2 separate regions of the Mus musculus genome follow, and region 2 is linked to region 1. The links are chromatin loops, found by intact Hi-C in ENCODE. Cell type or tissue: left cerebral cortex. All regions are shown on one strand. Each heading gives the region's core, and the rest is flanking DNA. Links, peaks and the distances in the headings are about the cores only.

Region 1 (10,262 bases), core at 1,403-9,402:
ATCACACTAGATGGGGGGGGGTGTTTGAATTTTAGGCTTTTCAAAAGGGATGTAACATCTACCTTGCATTTTCATTTTAAAGGAGCCTTTTTATACATTTATTTATATATTTGTGTGTGTGTGTGTGTGTGTGTGTGTGTGTGTGTGTACACGGGTTGAAGCCAGAGAACAACCTGAAGCAATCTGTTCTCTTTTCCCATGTGGTTCCCAGAGAACAAACTCAGGTCACTGGGTTTGCTGGCAAGCAGCTTTGTTCAGTGTGCCATATCACCAGCTCTTACATTGCATTTTCTTAACCAGAGGTTTGAACCCAGCCGCCTTGGCTTGGGAAAGGGTATGGAATATAATTAAACTAAAATTTGTGAATGGAAGCAGAGCAGCACTTTATTTCTGCCAGATTGCTAGTTAAATGCCATGGAAGACTCACATATTTAATTTTAGCCATATAAAGAATGTGCAATAGTTGGTAGGCAAGAGTTTTAGCCAGGAAAAAAAAATGTGTGTATTTTTAGATCGTTTTTGCTACCTCTCTCAACTATACTGTGATGTAGCTCAAGTATAGATATGGAGATATTCCTTGATTTGCTCCCAGGCTGAGACTGTGCCAGGCACAAGGGAATGGCTCTTGAAGCTGTGACAGAACAAAGGTGGAAGTGATGTGCCTCGTGCTTCTCAGTAGAAAAGGGAAGGAGACAGAAGCAGATGAATGCATGAACGGTGCCTGACAAAGATCAAGTAGGGGCCTGTCAAGAGGCCTGGGCTCTGTGTAATATGAGCCGGCAGGCTATAGGGAAAGTAAAGCAAAAGAAAGAAAAATGGAGTCTGTGCCCATAGGTTTTATTGAAAGTAAATATCCAAAATGCAACTGTGTTGGCCTATTTATAAAGCTTTATTTTCAGATCTTAGTTTTGAGAAAAAAAAAATTGGGGGTAGGGTTTCATGCTTTCCAGGCTGGCCTTGAACTTGGTAAGTAGCTGAAGAGGACTTCGGTTTTCTGAGCCTCTTCCCTTTCCAAGTGCTGGGATAATGGGTACGTACCACTATACCCAGGGCTTCACGTACGCTAGGTGAGCCCTCTGCCTTTTAAGCTATATCCACAGTCTCAGCAATATTATTGTGTTTTTTTTCTGTTTTCATGTTGTGAAGTATTAAATCTAACCAAGGCATACAAATGAAAATCCATTCATCAAATTGCCCATGGATTAGTTCAAGAAATATCTTACTTTGCTCCTCCTGTGGACCAGGCACTGTTTTGCAGGTTATAAATATAGCAGTCATGAAAGCAGAAATTTTTCTAAATGGGGAGTTAGCCACTTAAAAATTTAAATGACAAGTTGTAATAAGATTAAAAAAAAAAAGAGGCAGGCATGAAAGCAACCCCTACCTACCATTTAAGGGTATGGTACACGAATACAAATAGAAGTTCATATTGTCTATATGTTTAAATGTTTGAATTTATTACAATTATGTCTTTTACTTCATCTAAAATTCTTCAGTATTTGGAAGACTACATTAGGATTTAGAGTTCTTGGCCTCCTCGGGGTCATGCCTGCCCCCTGGATCCTAGTCTTAATTCCAAGGTCAATTTTCTTTTTTTTCCACTTTGAAGTTGTCACAGTGCCAAGAAGTGTCTTACATCAAATGGGTGAACACCTGATTTGAATGTCCAAGTTCTGTGCACACATCTCCGACATTGTTTTTCCCAATGGTTTTGTGGATGTACACACTTGTGACAGTCTGCTCTCTGAAAGATGGACCAGGCAAGATGCCCAGGTTAGCCATTTGGATAGCATAGTCTGAGGTCCCGGAAGGGCACAGACCTGGAACAACCAATTTCTGTAGGGCCAGAGGGGAGGTGACAGAATAAGACCCTTGAAACCATGTGACTCAGAGCAGCAGCCCCTTTGCCAGTACCCAAGCAGTGCACTTTTGTTCATTCCATCTGAGAGCAGGGAGGCTATTCCTATATCCTCAGGATTTGAACTGTGATGATGGAAGAGATACAGAGTTTCCGTTCCGTGGAGGGTCTATAAAAAGTAAAGGAAGGAAGAAAAGGAAACCAGAATGTATGGAGCATCTGCGCTAAGCCTGGTGGTGTGAAATACACACTTGCTTGTGTGAGCTAATTTCATCTTCCAAATAACCTTAGGAATTAGGCTTTGCACTTTCCCTGTAAGGTTAAGAAAATAAACTCCAGGGGGTCACTTCCTTGCCCAGAGACACACAGCCAGTGATCTAAGAAGCAGAAGCTCAAAGGCAAAACTTAGGCTATTTCTAAAACCCACGTTCTCTGTGTTACAGCACAGTGCCTTTAAAATATCCACAAAGAAAACCTTCATTTATAATGAGAGAGAAGAACAATATGGAAAGTAAGCTCCTACATCATTCAGAGAGGAAAGTAGCTTCAGGGGTCCTTAGTACAAAGATTCCCAGAGATTGGGGAGTTCCCTAATCTCTTAAGACTCTATGAAGATACTTGATGAGTTTATGGGTGTTAGGTAGTTTTAAGGATTGAAGTAAGCTGGGCATACTACTGCATATCTTTGATCCAGCACTTGGGAGACAGAGGCAGGTAGATCTCTGTACATTTGAGGCCAGCCTTGCTTGCATAGTGAGTTCTAGTTGAGCCAGGTCTACATAGTGAGACCATGTCTCAAAAAAAAAAAAACAATAAAATAAAAAATAAAAAAATCGAGACAACATTTACACACTATGAAATGGACAGTTTGAAAAGTTTTGTTTTGTAGATGCAAAACCTGTCTAATCACTGCACTAATCAAGATATTTCCCAATCAAGATATGTTCCTCACTCCAGAAATGTCTCCGTCCCCTTTTCCCAGGAGTCTCTTCCCATAACAAGCAACCACTGTTCTGTTTTGTATCACTCTAGCTTTGTTTTGCCTGGTTTAGGATTTAATGTAAATAGAACTACACTTTTGTATCTGGCTTCTTTGGCTCAGCATGTTTTTTTTTTTTTTGAGATTTATCCATACTATTAGAGTAAAGAGTGCATCTCTCTTTTATGGCTAAATAGTACTCCATTACATAAATAATTTATAATTTGTTTATTTCTTCACCAATTGATGAGCATTCGAGCTCTTTTTCATTTGTGGTTACTATGGATAATGTTGGTATATGCATTCTTTTTTTCCTCCTCATATTGAGAATGGAACCTAATAATGCCTTGTCCTTGCTAGGCAGGCACTCTCCCAGTTAGTAACATCCTCACCCCAAACATTATTGCATCCGTCTTCTTGTAAATGTATCAATTTGTTTCTATTGGGTCTATACTGCAGAAGATGTGATTGGTATACGTTTTACTTTTTAGTTAGCTACCTAAATTTCCAAAAGTGTTTTAAATCAGTTTATACTTCCACAAACAACCTATGAGTTTCAGTTGATATGCTTATTTTACATGAACTTGAGTAGTAAAATTATTAAAAATTTGATATACTTTAAAATTAGAAAGAAAGGCTAGTGTTTCCCATGCTAGCAGTTTTCTGTGTTTGTGTCAGATCTTAAGTAAAATAATACATATACACTTCACATCCACTTGGAAATCTGCTCTCCTATCTCCTTCCTTTTCCTCCTCCCTGGAAGTCAACATCACCCTGAAATTGGTCTGTATCCTTCCCACATCTGTCTATTTTTAAATCTACAGCATAGCATATAAATTGTCTTCAATATTTTGCTCAGTCTAACAAAGATGACATGTTTTCTTTCCTGTGATAAGTCTCAGTGCATTTTGGTAAGTAAATCAACTTTATCTTTCACACATTTTTCATTTCCTATTTAATACTATTCTTGATTATTTCTTCTGTATGTTAATTAGATTGTTTATATGAGCAATTAATAGAAGATGGGGGATGTTAATGTTTCATTTTAAAATGCAGTTTATGTAGCAAATGAATACCCTCCTGACAGGCTTGGCAGAATGGTTCAGTGGGTAATGGTGCTTGCCACCAAGCTTGGCAACCTAATTTCATTGATTTCACATGGAGAGAGGACCCATTCTACAAAAGTGTCCTTTTACCTTTTCAAGTGTGGTGTGATGTGGAATGTACACACACACTCACACACACACACACACACACACACACACACACACATACACACACACGGAGGGTAATGAAAGAAAAGATCCTTTCTTCTGAGATTGGAATCTTTAAGGGGAAGTTACAAGAAAGTTCTTGGAATCGTGTTGGTGGGAGCTACAGTATTAACAGCCCCCCCCCCCGCCATAGTATAGGGAAGGAAACTTACGCTTTAGACAGTTGTGATGTTGCTAGGTTTTAACAGCTGAAGAATTTCAGGCCAGCACCAAAGTCAGATTGTCTACAGTTCTCTTGATCACACCCTGCAGCTTCCAAGCTACTGGTGGTGATCAAAGATGGAGAAGAAAGAAAAGGAGAGAGGAAAACGTAATGGGGGCAGGGGAGGAATAACTTCATCAAAACAAGGCAGAAATGCAGCATTTTAAGGAAGAGGCTTGCCCTTCATATGAATGATTCTTGGATTTTGGTGTATATTTTTGGTAGCAGTATGCAGTGAGTCACTAACAAAGAGCTTAAGACAGATGAGTTAACATAAATGGACCAAAATAAGCTGTGGTCTCTAGGCTGAGCAGCTGTTGGACAAACCTGCCAATATTTTATTTCCCAGAGACATTTGCAGTGGATTAAAGTGAGCAGGAGGCAAAAGCTTCATTAGAAAAGTCCATACCTTTTAGTTCCCTGTGCCTGAGACATGTCTCTCTAGAGGAAGGGGAAGAAGTTCCTAGCTATTTCCTGGAGTTCTGCTCTGTGGAAGAGGGTAGGCAGCAGGGTATGCTGGTAGAGGAACAACGCAAATAAGCACAGGAAACAGTCTTAGGTTTACCGGCCTGAGTGCGCTACTAGCTGCAGTAACCACAGGACTCCAGTCTTCTTGTGGCTCTGTGTTACATCTTCTCAAGTGGGGGTGGTGAAGCACTGGCTTGAATGACTTCCAAGAACACTTCCGGTTTAAAAAAAAAAAAGGTCCCACTCTGCATTTAGTGACTGCTTCATTTCATCATGTAAAAAAATTTTTTCTTTTGGATTGTTTCTGCACTAGCTCTATTTTTTCAGATCAAGAAACTGAGGCCAATGGGTACTAAGAGATCTTCCTGAGTCATAGTCCCAAACTCAAGCCTGAGGCTGGCTGAGTTACCTGCTTCTTAGCTACCTTTTGCATTGCCCATCCTCCCTTAGCAAGTAATTACAAATGCAATTCCTTCCCGGCCTTTTGTAGTCCTTACAGCTTTCTACCTGTCTGAAACTGCTATGCTTCAATCGTACTGCAGAGGATTTTTCAGTTCCTAATTGAAGTCTCTTGCTTCAACCAAACACCATACTGTCAGTGAATGGTGTTAAAAACCAGTGAATCAAATTCAGGATACATACCTCACGCAAGACAGAAATAGTGTTGAGCAGAGCACAGCAGGGCCATTTGATTCATAGGATCTTCATCAGCTTGAATATTTTGTACCGTCTCTCCACTGGACACTCTGTACACGGCCTTCCTGCTGACGTCAGTGGCAGCAGTGTCTTACTGGGAGACACTGTGTTTGAAGGGCTGTTTCAGTAACCTCCCCTATCCCGATTTAAGATGATATGGCCATGGCGATGGTGGTAGCAGTGGTGGCTCCTTTGTTTCCTTTCATAAATGACGTACTTCCAGTGACGATATCAGATATAGGGAAAACACCCTTCACTTCAACATGAACTGAAGCAAACACATTCTAATGTGGTGGGTGATCTTCATCTAACTTGAGTTTGAGATGGCTTGTCAGATGGGCAACTGATAATCCTGTTTCTAAAGTCTGAAGGGGATATTTATGAGGGAAATTATACTTTGCATAATCCTTTTCATCTCTCCCCCCTCCCTTTCTCTTTTTACAGTACTGGGAACTGAACTCAGGGTACTGTGCATGTTACATACTCTCCACCTTCCCATTGTGTCTACATTGAAATGAGAAACACAAAAAAACCCCCATAAAACAAAAATAAAAACAAAAAACAAAAATACCAAAAAACCCCCAAACCAAACCAAAAAACCTCAAAACATTGCTTTCTGAATAGACACAAGAACCCAAAAATTCTTTGCTGTCTGCATAAGCATGAGAGCCAAAAGAATATCTAATAATGCAAAGTAAAATCATTGCTGCTCATAATACATGCTTACATATTTTGATGTTTTATAATGTAGAAACTTGGAGATTAAAAGAGAAGAGGCCATATACTCCAACTTAAAGCTACTCGTCTAATGTATAATTTATGTACAAAAATATATTCAACATTTTATCAAAAGAAAAATGTTAAAGTATGATAGATTTCACTGATGAGTTTAGTCCTTCATGTCTTCCTACTTCCTTGGTGCTTCATTCATTAAACTGGAAGACTCTGTTTCTTTTCCCTTGAATCTAAGCTGCTTTTCTGACTTATGTTTGACAATAAAATGGGGTAGAAATGTTGGTTGGGCCAGTTTCAATGTTAGGCTTCAAGAGACCTTGGGATCCCTTGTCATACTTTTTTTTTTTTTTTTGTATTTGCCTGAGAACCTTCTAGAAGATTCAACAAGATCAGGGCCGATTTCCCTAGTTATTGCAGCTGGGGTTTCCCTAGATCATTCGGTAAGGTCTATGAGTTCAGTTGCAATCAGAAGCATGGCTCATTTGAGTTCAGGCTAAATTTCCAACCCACAGACTTTTAAATAAAAGTGTATTGTTTGAAGACATTGATACTTAGAACGTTTTCTTACATTGAATCATGTGACAACCAGTAATGGAAAGACTTATCAAGAGATCATATAAACCATGGCTAGCTCAGTTTGATAGAGAGCTAGCTTAGCAAGCATGACATCCTGCGTTTGATCCCCAATACTTCAAAGGCCAGGTATGGTTACACACAACTATAATCCTAGTCTGAGGGTGGTACAGGTGGAAGGATCAGAAGTACAAGGCCATCCTTGTCTACATCGCAAGTTCAAGCTCTGTGGAGGATGTGGAAGTCAACCTTGTATATATGTACAAATTCTAGGAAATTAAAATCTCCATCTGCTATCTACCAGGAACAATCCTCAACCAATGACATTGGGACTTGTTACATAAATACCTGATGTGTCTTGGCTCTTGGATAGGACAATTCTGTGGTGCGATTTTTTTTTTAACCTTTCTCATAATTTCCCTACGGAGTTAAGTTCCAGTTAGTTACCTGTTGTAGCAGCTGGCTCTGTAACACTCCTCCCCCACACATTCCAAGATCCTTAGCCTTGTTCTTTCTCCCTTCCTTCCTTCCTTCCTTCCTTCCTTCTCTCCCTCTCCCTCTCTCTCTTTCTTTTTTTTTCTAGACATGGTTTCTCTGTGTAGCCCTGGCTGTCCTGGCACTCATTCTGTAGACCAGGCTGGCCTCGAACTCAGAAATCCACCTGCCTCTGCCTCCCGAGTGCTGGGATTAAAGGCGTGTGCCACCAACGCCCGGCCCGGCTGTCCTTTCTATTTCTTAAGTGAGTTGTTATTTCTTGTCCAGGATTCTTTCTGATTTTACCCACTATCTAATATGCTCTTCCGTTCACACAAGTAGGGTCAGCTTCTTGTAATTTAATTCTTAAATTTTGCATACCATTTTCAATTATAGTATTTCAGGAGGCTTTTGCAATGTAGCTCAGGCTTGTCTCATTTTTTTTGTGTACCCTAGGCTTGTGTGAACTTATAGTAATCTTAGCACTTAGAAGGACAAGGCAGCCATTGCATACACTAGCAAGCGTTTGCTGAAAGGACCCTGATATAGCTCTCTCTTGTGAGACTATGCCGGGGCCTAGCAAACACATAAGTGGATGCTCACAGTCAGCTATTGGATGGATCACAGGGCCCCCAATGGAAGAGCTAGAGAAAATATCCAAGGAGCTAAAGAGAACTGCAACCCTGTAGGTGGAACAACATTATGAACTAACCAGTACCCCGGAGCTCTTGACTCTAGCTGCATATGTATCAAAAGATGGCCTAGTCGGCCATCACTGGAAAGAGAGGCCCATTGGACACGCAAACTTTATATACCCCAGTACAGGGGAACTCCAGGGCCAAAAAGTGGGAATGGGTGGGTAGGGGAGTGGGGGGGGAGGGTATGGGGGACTTTTGGGATAACATTGGAAATGTAATTGAGGAAAATACGTAATAAAAAATATTTAAGAAAAAAAGAAAAAAGAAAAAAAAAGAAGGACAAGGCAGGAAAATTCACTTTTTATAGACACTTTCCTGGTCAATGCAACTAAAGTAGTCATCTTACCTTGTTTTTCCATATCACATCGTTATTATGAGATATTCATCTTATTTGCTTATCTACATACAATGGTGGTATGTGTGTGCTGGTATTGCCCCCATAGGAAAATTGTTGGACAGTGCCTAGTAAAGCCACTTATGACTCAGCAGTCCATTCCAAGGTATGCATTCAAGATATATGAGTGCTGTGTACATTAAAACAATCCATATTTACTGCAGCTTTATCTGTAATAGCTAAAACCTGGAACCAACCCAAATATCCACCAATAAGAATAAATAAAAAATGGTAGAATAGTCAATAGACTATCCCATGATATAATATTATACAGCAAGAGAAAAAGCAAACTATAAACAAATACAGTTATATGGGTACATATCATAGAAGTAACAAATATAAGAAACCACAAAAGAACATATTATAGAATTTCATTTTTACAGCATTCAAACAGTCAAAAACCATCTATGATGACAGAAGCTGGAATAGTGTTTGCGTCTGGGCAGAAGAATATTGACTGGAAAGGAGTTTTCAGTGCTAGAAACACTCTGTCTTTATGTGTTTAGTGATTACATGAATAGATGACACATATATAGAAAGTCAATAAGGTGTGCACTTAATATTTGTATACACTCCACATCTCTTCTTCATGAATTAAAAAATAAAATATGCAGTAGACAGGGTATATAGCTTAGTTGGCACAGTGTTTTCACTCCCTGCATAATACACTGGGTTCAATACCCAGCATGGCACAAATTGTGTGTGGTGGTGTAAACCTGCAATCTGTGGCATGTGTGCCTCTGTAACACTCTATTCCCACACATTCCAGGCTTCTTAGACCTTGGGAAGTGAACCGATAGGATCAGAACACCAAGATCATCCTTATATGAGTATGAGGCCAGCTTAGGACACATGAAATCCTGCCTCTAATAATAATAATGATAATAATAATTACAGGACACATGAAATTCTGCCTCAAATAATAATAATTACCTGGACATAGTGGCAAAAGCTTTTAGTCCCAGCACTAAAGCAGCAGAAACAGAAACATCTCTGTGAGTTCAAGGCTAACCTTGGTTTACAGAGCAAGTTCTAGAGCAGTCAGGGCTACAAAGTGAGGCCCTAGCTCAACAACAACAACAACAACAACAACAACCACTACTGACAACTACAACAATGACAACAAACCCCCATAGAAACAAACTAACAACGATTTTGAAAACTATATGGTTCTGTGAAAGCAAAGGAAGTTTTCTGGTTTGGGTTAGATATGGCTACCTGACATACAGTATACCACCATAGTACTTGTTGATGGAATCAATACATAAATGCGTATTTATTTAACATCGTAGAGTTTGTGGGATGATATTTTCTATTTCCATACATTTGCCTGCAAAATTCATGATATCCTTGTTTTTAATAGCTGAATATTATTCCATTGTATAGATGAACCACATTTTCTGTCTCTGTATCATCTGTATCTGTATCTGCATCTGTATCTGTATCTGTCTCTGTCTCTGTCTCTGTCTCTGTCTCTGTCTCTGTCTCTGTATCTGTATCTGTATCTGTATCTGTATCTGTATCTGTATCTGTATCTGTATCTGTATCTGTATCTGTCTCTGTATCTGTCTCTGTCTCTGTATCATCTGTCTTTGTCTCTGTATCTGTATCTGGGTTGATTCCAGTTTCTGAGGAAGGCCCAAGTGAGGATTCTTAAATTCCATTTAGGAGGAGAAAAATAATTATAGAAGGCAGAGGGAGAGACCTGGGTGGGAGAGGGGAAAGGGGAAAAGGGGGAAAGGGGGAAAGGGGGAAAGGGGGAAAGGGGGAAAGGGGAAAGGGGGAAAGGGGAAAGGGGAAAGGGGGAAAGGGGGAAAGGAAGCAGAATGGGGGAGAACAGGAGAGAGGCTCAGAGGGTCAGGAAAATGAATGGAAATATGCAGCTGCCAGGGGTGGGGGTGGGGAACCTCT
Region 2 (10,262 bases), core at 1,225-9,224, 56 kb after region 1:
TTGACTTATGCCAATGAATAGGCTGGGGGCTGGAAAGTCTGCTTATCTTTTCGCTGCATGCCAGAGACACAGAAAAACCATAGAGTTCAAGAGCCTGAAACTCTAACCTGGGTCAAAAGGCTTGGGAACTAGGAATGCTAAGGGTAGAAGATTGAGGTCTCTTTCATCCACTGAGCCATATTTTAGTCCTAATCTCTCTCTCTCTCTCTCTCTCTCTCTCTCGCTCTCTCTCTCTCTCTCTCTCTGTGTGTGTGTGTGTGTGTGTGTGTGTATACATACACGCATGTAGAGGTCAGAGGTTGATGTAGAGTGTTTTTGAGGCAGGATCTTTCACTGAACTTGGAGCTCATTGATTTGGCTAGACTAGCTGGCAAGCAAGCCCTAGGAATCCTCCTGTCTCCACCTCTCTAGTATTGTGATTACAGGTATGTATATCCCAGATGTTTATATATGCATATATATATGTGTGTGTGTGTGTGTGTGTGTGTGTGTGTGTGTATACACACACACTGGTATGTGTGTGTGTGACTACTAGCGATCAAACTCAGGTTTTCCTGTTTCTGTGGCAAGCACTTTACTAATGGGTCTATTGTCTCCCCAGACACAAATAGATGACAGATTTCTATAATTTGTCTTGTGGACCTATGCCAATGAATAGGCTGGGGACTGGAAAGTCTGGTTATCTTTTCGCTGCATGCCAGAGACCCAGAAAAAACATATAGTTCAAGAGCCTGAAAATCTAACCTGCTTTTCTCAACACTATATTTTAGAGTGCAGTCTAATATTTACTTCTAACATTTTAATACGTGTACAGAGAGAATCTTCTTTTTCTTCTTTTTTTATGGTTCTCATTTCAGGGAGAGATCATAGATTTCTATGAGTCCCCTATTCATGACTGTTCGGGTTATTATCAATATTCTTTTTAATTTGAATCTGACGTTTGATAGTTAACTGCACCACATACACTTGCCTTTGTCAGTGTTTCTTCACAATGTGGATGTCTTACATTATTTGTAGTCAAGTGTTCAAGTGGGGAAACACAGCTTCTTTCACCAGAGGCTCTGTTAAAGGCCAGAGGACTTTACTGTTAGGAAAATTGTGATGTCTGCAATAGCAAGTAATCAAAATCACAGAAATCAAGAGGAGGCAATTTCGTTTTTAAATGCCATCATTGAGGGCTGGAGAGATGATGGCTCAAGGTTTAAGAGCTCTTGTTCCTCTTGCAGAAGACCCAGGTTTGATTCTTAGCACCTACAAGGAAGCTCACAATTTTCTGTAATTCAAGTCCCAGGGGATCCAAAACCCTCAAGTTGACATTTGTGAGCACCAGCTGCATATACATATATGCAAGGAAAACACTCATACCCATGACTTAGTAAAACAAACGTCTTTATAAAAGTGCCATTGTGTAGGTTTACCAAGTTGTTCCTCTGGGCTGAGAGTTTTTGTTTTTTTCAGTTTAATCTTATGAAAATGTAAATGGCAGTCACCTTTGGCAGAACATCTCTTCCATGTTAGAGCAGTGAGCTTCTATTAAGTTTTGTAGTTCTTGCTTACCATGTTTGAACTTTGTAGTGATATTATTGTGCTGAAATTTTGCTATAGCAAAGGTGCATTGGGTGGGGCTTGGCAATCTATGGTTGAACAAACATTTTAGTCAAAATGCTACTTCTTTTTATAAAATTGAATCTGGAATGATCTTTGGAGTCTTGAAAGATGTAATTCACTTCTTAGACATACTGGCCTTTGGAAAGTATTTTGGCTTGGCAATATATATATATATATATATATTGAAAAATATTTTCAACTGTCTTCAGTATCTTTCTCTTTAATTTATCAGGTTCATTTGAGTAAAAGTGAGGTCAATATTTTCTCCCAGAAGGAGGTATTCCAAATATTCACCACAACAATTTCTACAAAATGGAGATATGTGGTTCACCCCCCATTCCTAAACATTAAGTTAAATTAGAGCTGTTTTATGATACTATGAGTGGTTTCCAGTCTATTTCTTTTCTCTGCAGTTTCAGATTCAGGCTGCATATATTATAATCTCAGGTTCAAAATTTGTTGTTGTAGCACATTTCAAGTCACACTTTGCTGCTAATTGCCATGGATGTCCCACCTAAACAGATTGCACATGCACAGAAGTGTTACCAATACTGTTTCCCCAGAGCAAGGCAGTTGTAAAATGGTAATTGAAGGCACGGATTTGGTCTCTGTATATTAGTGGGTCTTCAGCTACCTCAGGAAATTGAGATGTCAAGATTCAGGGCCCCACATATTATCATCTGCAGATGCTAAATACAAACAACAGTTCCAGTCTCTTCGCTATACATACCACGTGAACATTAGTTCAGGTTCAGGTTAAAAGGCATGTGCTGCTGAAGTGGGAAGGAATGATGTCTGCCATCCAACAGAGAGGGACTGTGCCCAAAAGGGAACTTTCCAGATTTCCAGATGAGCCCAGGGAAATGACAGGCATTAAAGAGTCACAGACTTTCTTGAACAGAATTTTGTGGTAAAACATGGAAAACAGAGAAAGCATGTCATGTTTTATCCATGTGCTCCATTGTGCCAATATTGGCGGAATGTTGCACAACAGCTCAGTAGCTGCACTTGCTGCAGCTGTCCTTGAAGGAATGTGGCAGATTTGCTCGACTTGAAAATGGTTCCAGCAAAAAATTCCATCTTTTGACTTAGGAGTTTTACTGAGGAGTCGGGGGTGGGGTGGAGGGATAGCTCAGAACCATGCCAAGCTGTTCAGAGTTACTGACTCCTCTCATTACTCTTCTCTGATATTTGAGTTAAGGGCAGGCGTGACTAAGGTGGCTCTCAAGGATTGGATACCATTGGGGGAGGGGAAAAGATACTATTTTTTTCCCTTTTAAAAAAAAGTCCCCCTGGGGTGGCACTTTGTGGAGCTGCTGAACAAATAAGCAAGGTTCAGTTGAGGTTGGATCGCTCTTGGTCCCCTCCCCCAGGCAATGTAAAGTCTACAAACAAGTACCCGGGATGGAGTTCCAAAGCCAGTGTCTGCTGGAAAAGGAGCCATTAGCAAGCAATTCCAGAACCCAGTGCCTTTTAGTGCAGCTTCTTTGCGGGCACTGGGGACATGGCTGTAACCAAGTCACCTTTCTCTCCTGTGCTTTCCAGTTTCCTTTCAGCAGCTGACCTGGTGTGGAACTCTGAGTATCTAAGAGCTCACCCATCTGGAATGTTAAGAAGCAACATCTAGATAAGAGGTTTGGATTACACAGACAAACAGGGCTGGATTTTTTTCTCTCTCATCATTTTTTTTCTTTCATTGTACATCCAGTGACATTAAATATATCTGTATCAGTGTGTGGCCAACACCACCATTCATTTCCAGAACTTTTTCATGTTTCTAAGCAGAAAACATGCACTGGTTATACACTAACTTCCCATGTCCCTCCTGCTGACTGTCCTTGGATTTTCTGTCCTTATGGTATTTTTGTGTCAGAGTTTGAACCCAGGGCCTAGCACCTCTGAGCTGTCCCAAGTCCTGTTATTATGAACTTGACCACATACCCCATCATGGTGTTTTGAGAATAAAAGTTCTCTATAGCTCTATTTAGTATCTATTTCCTGGCTACGGACCCAGATGTGGATGTAGACAGCACTGATGGGGCCAGACACTTGGGTATGCTTGTTTACCCACGAGCATGCTGTCAGGGAATCAGTGAAGAGGAAGCTGCTATATTCGACTGGAGTTTGGGATGGAGTGCCTCTGCACTTCACATATTCACTGGTAGACAGAGGAAGCTGAATTCTGAAAGCTGTGTAATGAGGGAAAGGGAGGGCTAGGCAAATGTGCTTAGTCACAGATCTCTAGGTCCAGGTTATTCATTCTGTGAAGAAACCCTGGCACTATGAGTGGGACGATTGCTGACTGCAAAGCTGAGTAAATTTGACCAAGAGGCTTAAACGGAGGTGGGGAGCTGGTCTCTTTTTATGAGCTTTATTGACACTGAATAGAAATGTGGCTTAATTCCAACTTGTTTCCTAGCAAAGCAAGTACATAAATACCAAGAGAACTTCCTTGTTTTCAGAAAGAGGAAAGAGTTGAAGTTATTGTAGGTGGAAAAAGGCAAATGAAAAAGAGTTGAGTGGTTTTGAGGATATGATAAAAAGATCTTGGTAGGCAGCTACTCGTAAGTGTAGAAGGATACTCTGAAATCTTTCCTGACTACAAGGGGGAAAGGAGCGGGTTACAGTACCCAGCAAGGCTGTGGGTGTACACGGGTATGCTGGGCTTGGAAGCTGGACCAAGTGACAACATAAACCTTAGAAATGGTGCATTGGTTTTTGCCAACAGCATGACAAACTCATCTTTCTTAAAATGGCAATGTTATGTAAAATCTAGATCCAGACACACTCATAAATATTCACCACATAGATTAGGAAACACTATGCAGAACTATGCAGAACTGCAGAGTGTTGACCATGTAAGAAAATTCTGGGCATTTCATTAGGATCTAAATGGTAACAGTATATTACTACACATATTATTTTTAAGGGCTAAATAGTCAGTCTATAAGCAGTGTCTGTCTATTCATAGTTGCATGTAACAGAATACATGGTTAAAAGTGAAGTGAGAGATCTAAAAGCCCCTTTCATACTTCTTGTGCTCTATAGTATATTGAGTTATTTGTTATCTAACATTTTCACATTTTGATAATACATGCTTACTATGGAAATTTCATTAAATTTATTAAATATAAACAACTAGAAAAAACAAACAAACAAAACACTAGTAATTCACAACCCAGAAACCATTATATATATATTTCTCATATGTATATATGAGAAATATCAACATAGGCACACATACACATGCACACATACTCATTGTTAATGGTATAGGGGTGTGTTTAATCTATCTATAGTTACATCTATTTATGGGTATATGATATTGTTATTTGACGCGTTCTCACGACCGGCCAGGAAAGACGCAACAAACCAGAATCTTCTGCGGCAAAGCTTTATTGCTTACATCTTCAGGAGCCAGAGTGCAAGAAGCAAGAGAGAGAGAAAACGAAACCCCGTCCCTATTAAGGAGAATTCTCCTTCGCCTAGGACGTGTCACTCCCTGATTGGCTGCAGCCCATCGGCCGAGTTGACGTCACGGGGAAGGCAGAGCACATGGAGTGAAGAACCACCCTCGGCACATGCGCAGATTATTTGTTTACCACTTAGAACACAGCTGTCAGCGCCATCTTGTAACGGCGAATGTGGGCGCGGCTCCCAACATCTCCCCCTTTCCTTTTAATAAGAGCAAATAGGCCACCCTATTAATGAGAGTGGAGATAGAGGTCAAATCCCCAGTGTGTAGGTAAAGGAGCCATGTACAGGATTAGCTCTTAGGCTCACAGGCTTTTACCCAGAGCAACCCTGACCTGCTCCCGTGTCGTTTTGCCTGGGGGAAGGGAACTAGGACACTGAACCTTCATGAAAGATGACATGTCTCCCTAGAATAGGCTCATATATGCCGCAGAGCCTTTCCATTGCAGTGCTTAGCCGTGCAACTCTCTCGGGCTGCTGAAGCACACTCACTCTATCCCGTGCAATGAGACTAGCCTCATGGGATATAAGAGCTGAGTGGCCAGCGACCTATTGCCTAAGCATAGATATATCAGGGGAAGCTCCATGTTCTAGTCCTGCAAGCGCCTGGGCAATAACCACCTTGTCTCTCCTAGTTTGGGCCTTAAGCTTACAGACCAATCAAAGAAGCAACACTAATCCACAGCAAAGTGTATCTCCAAATAATATTAATCCCACCCATTTTTTAAAGAAGGAAAATGCTGAGGAGATCCAATTGGGTAATCCTTTGGTCAGGGACAGGTCCAAGCGCGTGGAGTTGACCTGAAGTCTCAATTCCCGAAGGATCTGTTCAAATTCAGCCATCCAATTCTGTAACATATACTGAAAAAGACTTTTTGACAAATTAGCTGCCCTAGTAAATTTAACATACTGAATGGAAATAACACACAATCCCGGAAACTTTTGTTCACATCCCAGCTGAGTTATTTGTCATAATACATCTAGTTGTATCTGGACAAGATCTATGAGTTGATTAACCAGCATGAGACCTCCCTGTATCTTGACATTAGCTGAGGCCTGTTCATCTATGACTGTAGTCACTGAGGCTGACAAAGTGTTAATGGTGTCAGTCGTCTGGACCTGTCCAGACAGAGCCAAGGCTGTCTGAATCAAGGCCAAACCCAGTTCCCAGTTAGTGGTAAAAAAGCAGGAGAATACTTGAGCATTATACATCACCGTCATTGGGAGTGGAAATATCGACATTATCCCCCAACGCTGCTCTCTCTTTATTATTGACGCCCTGGACATCACCAAGACGAGGGACATCAGTATTCCCTTGGACACAAAGGTATAGAAAAGAAACAATCTTTAATATCTATAATAATTAAATTCCAGCCACGTGGTAAGACGGAAAGTACAGGGAGACCCCTCTGTACTGGGCCAAATAAGTTCATTTGCTCATTAATGGCTCTGAGGTCATGGAGCAGTCTCCACTTTCCTGACTTTTTCTTAATTACAAAAATTGGAGTATTCCAAGGTGAGGTAGAGGGTTCAATATGGCCTAGTTTTAATTGTTCCTCTATCAGTTGAATCACAGCTTCCAGTTTTTCAGAGGATAGGTGCCATTGAGGAACCCACACTGGGTCCCCTGTTTTCCATGGTATGGGTCGTGCTGCCCCAATGGCCGCTAAGGAAAACCCAGACCCTGTCTGTCTTGGTTTCCATTAGGTGAGATGGGCTCTATCCTTCCCTGTTCTTGATGTCCTAACCCTTTTCCTTCTTTATAACCCATCTTTGCCATGATATTTTTTGCTTTAGCTGAATACCCTCCCGATGGGGCGTTTTCATTGGACAAAATAAGGCCCAAATGCTGCATAATATCCCTTCCCCAGAGGTTAACCGGGAGTGGGAGCACATAAGGTATGAATTTCCCTTGCTGTCCTTCAGAGGATTCCCACGTCAAGGCAATGGAGCTTATAGTGGGACATGATTGATATCCTAGGCCCTGTAATGAATGAGATGACTCTGTGGTGGGCCATGCTTTGGGCCACCAATGTGTAGAAATTATACTTTTATCTGCTCCGGTATCAAGGATGCCTTCAAACTCTTTTCCATTAATCTTAAGGCGGAGCTTAGGTCTATCATTTAAAGATACAACCAAATAGGCAGAATCATTTCCTGAGGAGCCCATTTTCTTTATCTCAGGTCCTGCAGATTTTTCCCTGGTATTATCAGGGAGGAGCAGCAGCTGAGCTATCCTATCTCCTTTACTAATAGAAAAAACGCCCTTAGGGCTTGAGCACAGGACCTGTATTTCAGGGGAATGTTGACAATCCATAACTCCAGGGTGGACTACTAAGCCCTGCAAGGTGAGTGAACCCCGGCCGAGAATAAGGCCCATGGTTCCCGGGGGCAAGGATGGTATAGGCTCCACTGGCACCGGCTGAATACTCATTTGAGGCATTAATAGGAAGTCGGAGGCGGCACGCAGGTCCACCCTTGTGGGTCTTCCTGGGTCGCCTCTCTGACTGCTTCCTGGGTCCTGACAAACCGGTTCCCATATCTTTGAGGGCCCTGGAACCGAGGGCCCGATGACCCGTTTTTTGGCACATCAGTTGATTGACTATCAGGTGGGGGAAGGACTCTGCCCTTTATATCCCTCACAGAGCGACACTGGTCAGCTCTATGATAACCCTTGCCACACTTAGAGCAAAGAGTGAGAGTCCCTCCCTGTTTATCTGGAGCTCTGCAATCTTTCTTAAAATGCCCAGGCTTTCCGCAATTAAAACATGTCCTCTGATCATTTCTGCTCATGGAGCGGTTCTGAGATTGGAGGATGGCGGCCGCTAAGCCTGCATTGGTGAGAGGTCCCCCAAGCTCTCGACAGACCCTGAGCCAGTCTTGTAAGCCTTTGTTCTTTCTTGGGGCTATGGCCGCTCGGCACTCCTTTGTGGCTTGCTCATAGATTAGCTGTTCTATCAGAGGCGCAGCTTGCTCTGACTCTCCAAAAATACGCTCTGCTGCCTCTGTCATTCTGGCCACAAAATCTGAGAAGGATTCCTGAGGTCCCTGGACAACTTTTGTTAATTGACCAGTGGTTTCACCTGCTCGGGAGAGCGCCTTCCAGGCCCTAATAGCCGTGGAAGAAACTTGGGCATAAGCTCCCCAATGGTAGTTTGTTTGATCAGCAGAATAAGCTCCCTGACCCGTTAACAAGTCAAAAGTCCAATCTCTCTGCTCTGGAGTCAAAGCAGCTGCGTTTGCTCGGGCCTGCGCTTGTGCAGCTTCATGCCAAAGAGCTCTCCATTCCATATATTTGCCCATACTAGGGAGAGCGGCTTTTACAACCGTTTGCCAGTCAGCAGGAGTTAGTGCCATGCCGGCGAGCCTGTCTAACTGCACCAAGGTAAAATTAGCATTGGTTCCGTATTTACGGACCGACTCGGCAATTTCTTTAATTTGTAAGTATTCTACCGGAGCGTGGACACGCCCACCCTCGGCTCCTTCAAAGACCGGAAATGCCTGTTGTATTTTCCTTTGTTCCTCTCTGGGAATGAATGAGTCTGCGCACTGCCTCTCTGCGCAGGGCTGACGCACTACGCAGGGCGGGGACTCCGCATAGGGCGGACCTTGAAGCCGACTGCCCTGAGGCCAATCAGCAAACTGGCCTTCGCCAGCCGCTTTTGGCTTCCTTAACTGATTAGCTAGCACTTTACCTGGCTGGTACCCTTTTTTCTCATAATGAGCTGCTTCTTCCTCCCAGTCTGTTTCCTCAGAGGAGAATTCTTCATCTGCTTCAGAGCTACTAAGAGCTGGCTTCCTGAGCTCATCTAGTGACGAGTATCTCCTAGAGACCTCCGCTAATCGATCTTTTTTCTTTTCTTTTTTCTTTTCCTTCCTTCTAATCTCTCCCCAGGTATTCTTACCTGACCTAAACTTTTCCTCGGGTTCAAGACCCTTGGAAAGGCCTGTATACTTATTTTGTGTACCATATTTTCTCTTTGCTCCTACTCTCTCTCCCCGCTTTACTTCTGATAGCTTGTCCTGAATTTCATCTAGAATCCGCCCTGCCTTAACCACTTGATAACATGTGAAAAGGAACAAAAGGGCTTCTAACACTAGAAAAAATCCAAGGCCAAACATTTTCCACTTTACTTCTGATAGACTGTCTTGAATTTCCTTAGAAAGTTCAAGATCAGACTTACCTCGTAAAGCTGTACTCACTGGTACTCTCGTTCCCCAGCTGAAAAGTTCTGAATTCATACAGTTGAATCCTTCTTAACAGTCTGCTTTACGGGAACCTTTATTACCGCGACCCGCAGTTCTGGTTCTGGAATGAGGGATCTTCCTTGCGCCAGTCCCGAGTTTTTTCTCGTCCCGGAATTCGGCACCAATTGTTATTTGACGCGTTCTCACGACCGGCCAGGAAAGACGCAACAAACCAGAATCTTCTGCGGCAAAGCTTTATTGCTTACATCTTCAGGAGCCAGAGTGCAAGAAGCAAGAGAGAGAGAAAACGAAACCCCGTCCCTATTAAGGAGAATTCTCCTTCGCCTAGGACGTGTCACTCCCTGATTGGCTGCAGCCCATCGGCCGAGTTGACGTCACGGGGAAGGCAGAGCACATGGAGTGAAGAACCACCCTCGGCACATGCGCAGATTATTTGTTTACCACTTAGAACACAGCTGTCAGCGCCATCTTGTAACGGCGAATGTGGGCGCGGCTCCCAACATGATATCTACTATTTTGCATTTTTTGTTTTAATTTAATATTTCTTCATGGATACGTTTTTCAGCTATGAAAGTGTATTTAGACATGTTCATGTGATGCTTGTAACTTTTCATCACATGGCTGTACCATATTGTTATTTAACTCTTTTCATGTTGTCAGATAATTAAATTTCTTGAGTTTCTTTTAAATCAGAAAAGACTCTTTGATGAGCATTCTTTCACAGTAATTTTGATTTTTTTCCCCTTTAGATTGGGAATCCCCAAGATTAAACAGATCAGTTTTCAGAAAATTTTACTCTATTTCCTTCCCTACAAGTTGTACCAATTTTAAGCTTGAATAGCTTCAAATATCCTGCTGGCATATCTTTATAAAAGGGAAGTAAGCACAGCATTTAGGAAAAATAGAAAAGATCAGAAAAAAGTGTCTTTTTCCTTGACAGATATAAATGATTGTGTTTCTTTGCTTGCTAA

What was found. A loop is a pair of places that touch in the nucleus more often than their neighbours do. Peaks named below come from ENCODE experiments on the same cell type or tissue, not always from the same donor. Only the 100,000 strongest peaks of a DNase experiment are listed, where the experiment ranks them.
Region 2: it touches region 1 in a loop (2.7-fold over the local background); 4 of 42 quality-filtered maps call a loop at or near these places.

What each region holds. Positions count from the first base shown.
Region 1 is chrX:159,205,726-159,215,987 of GRCm38, reverse strand. No RefSeq gene overlaps it. Among named protein-coding and RNA genes, the nearest start is that of Rps6ka3, 45 kb to the left of the region's middle. In left cerebral cortex, for the core only: no CTCF peak of the experiment used is centred there; DNase peaks (open chromatin) are centred at 2,113, 4,629, 4,893, 5,332 and 1 more place; H3K27ac peaks cover 190 bases.
Region 2 is chrX:159,149,536-159,159,797 of GRCm38, reverse strand. No RefSeq gene overlaps it. Among named protein-coding and RNA genes, the nearest start is that of Rps6ka3, 100 kb to the left of the region's middle. In left cerebral cortex, for the core only: no CTCF peak of the experiment used is centred there; DNase peaks (open chromatin) are centred at 2,612, 3,899 and 4,228.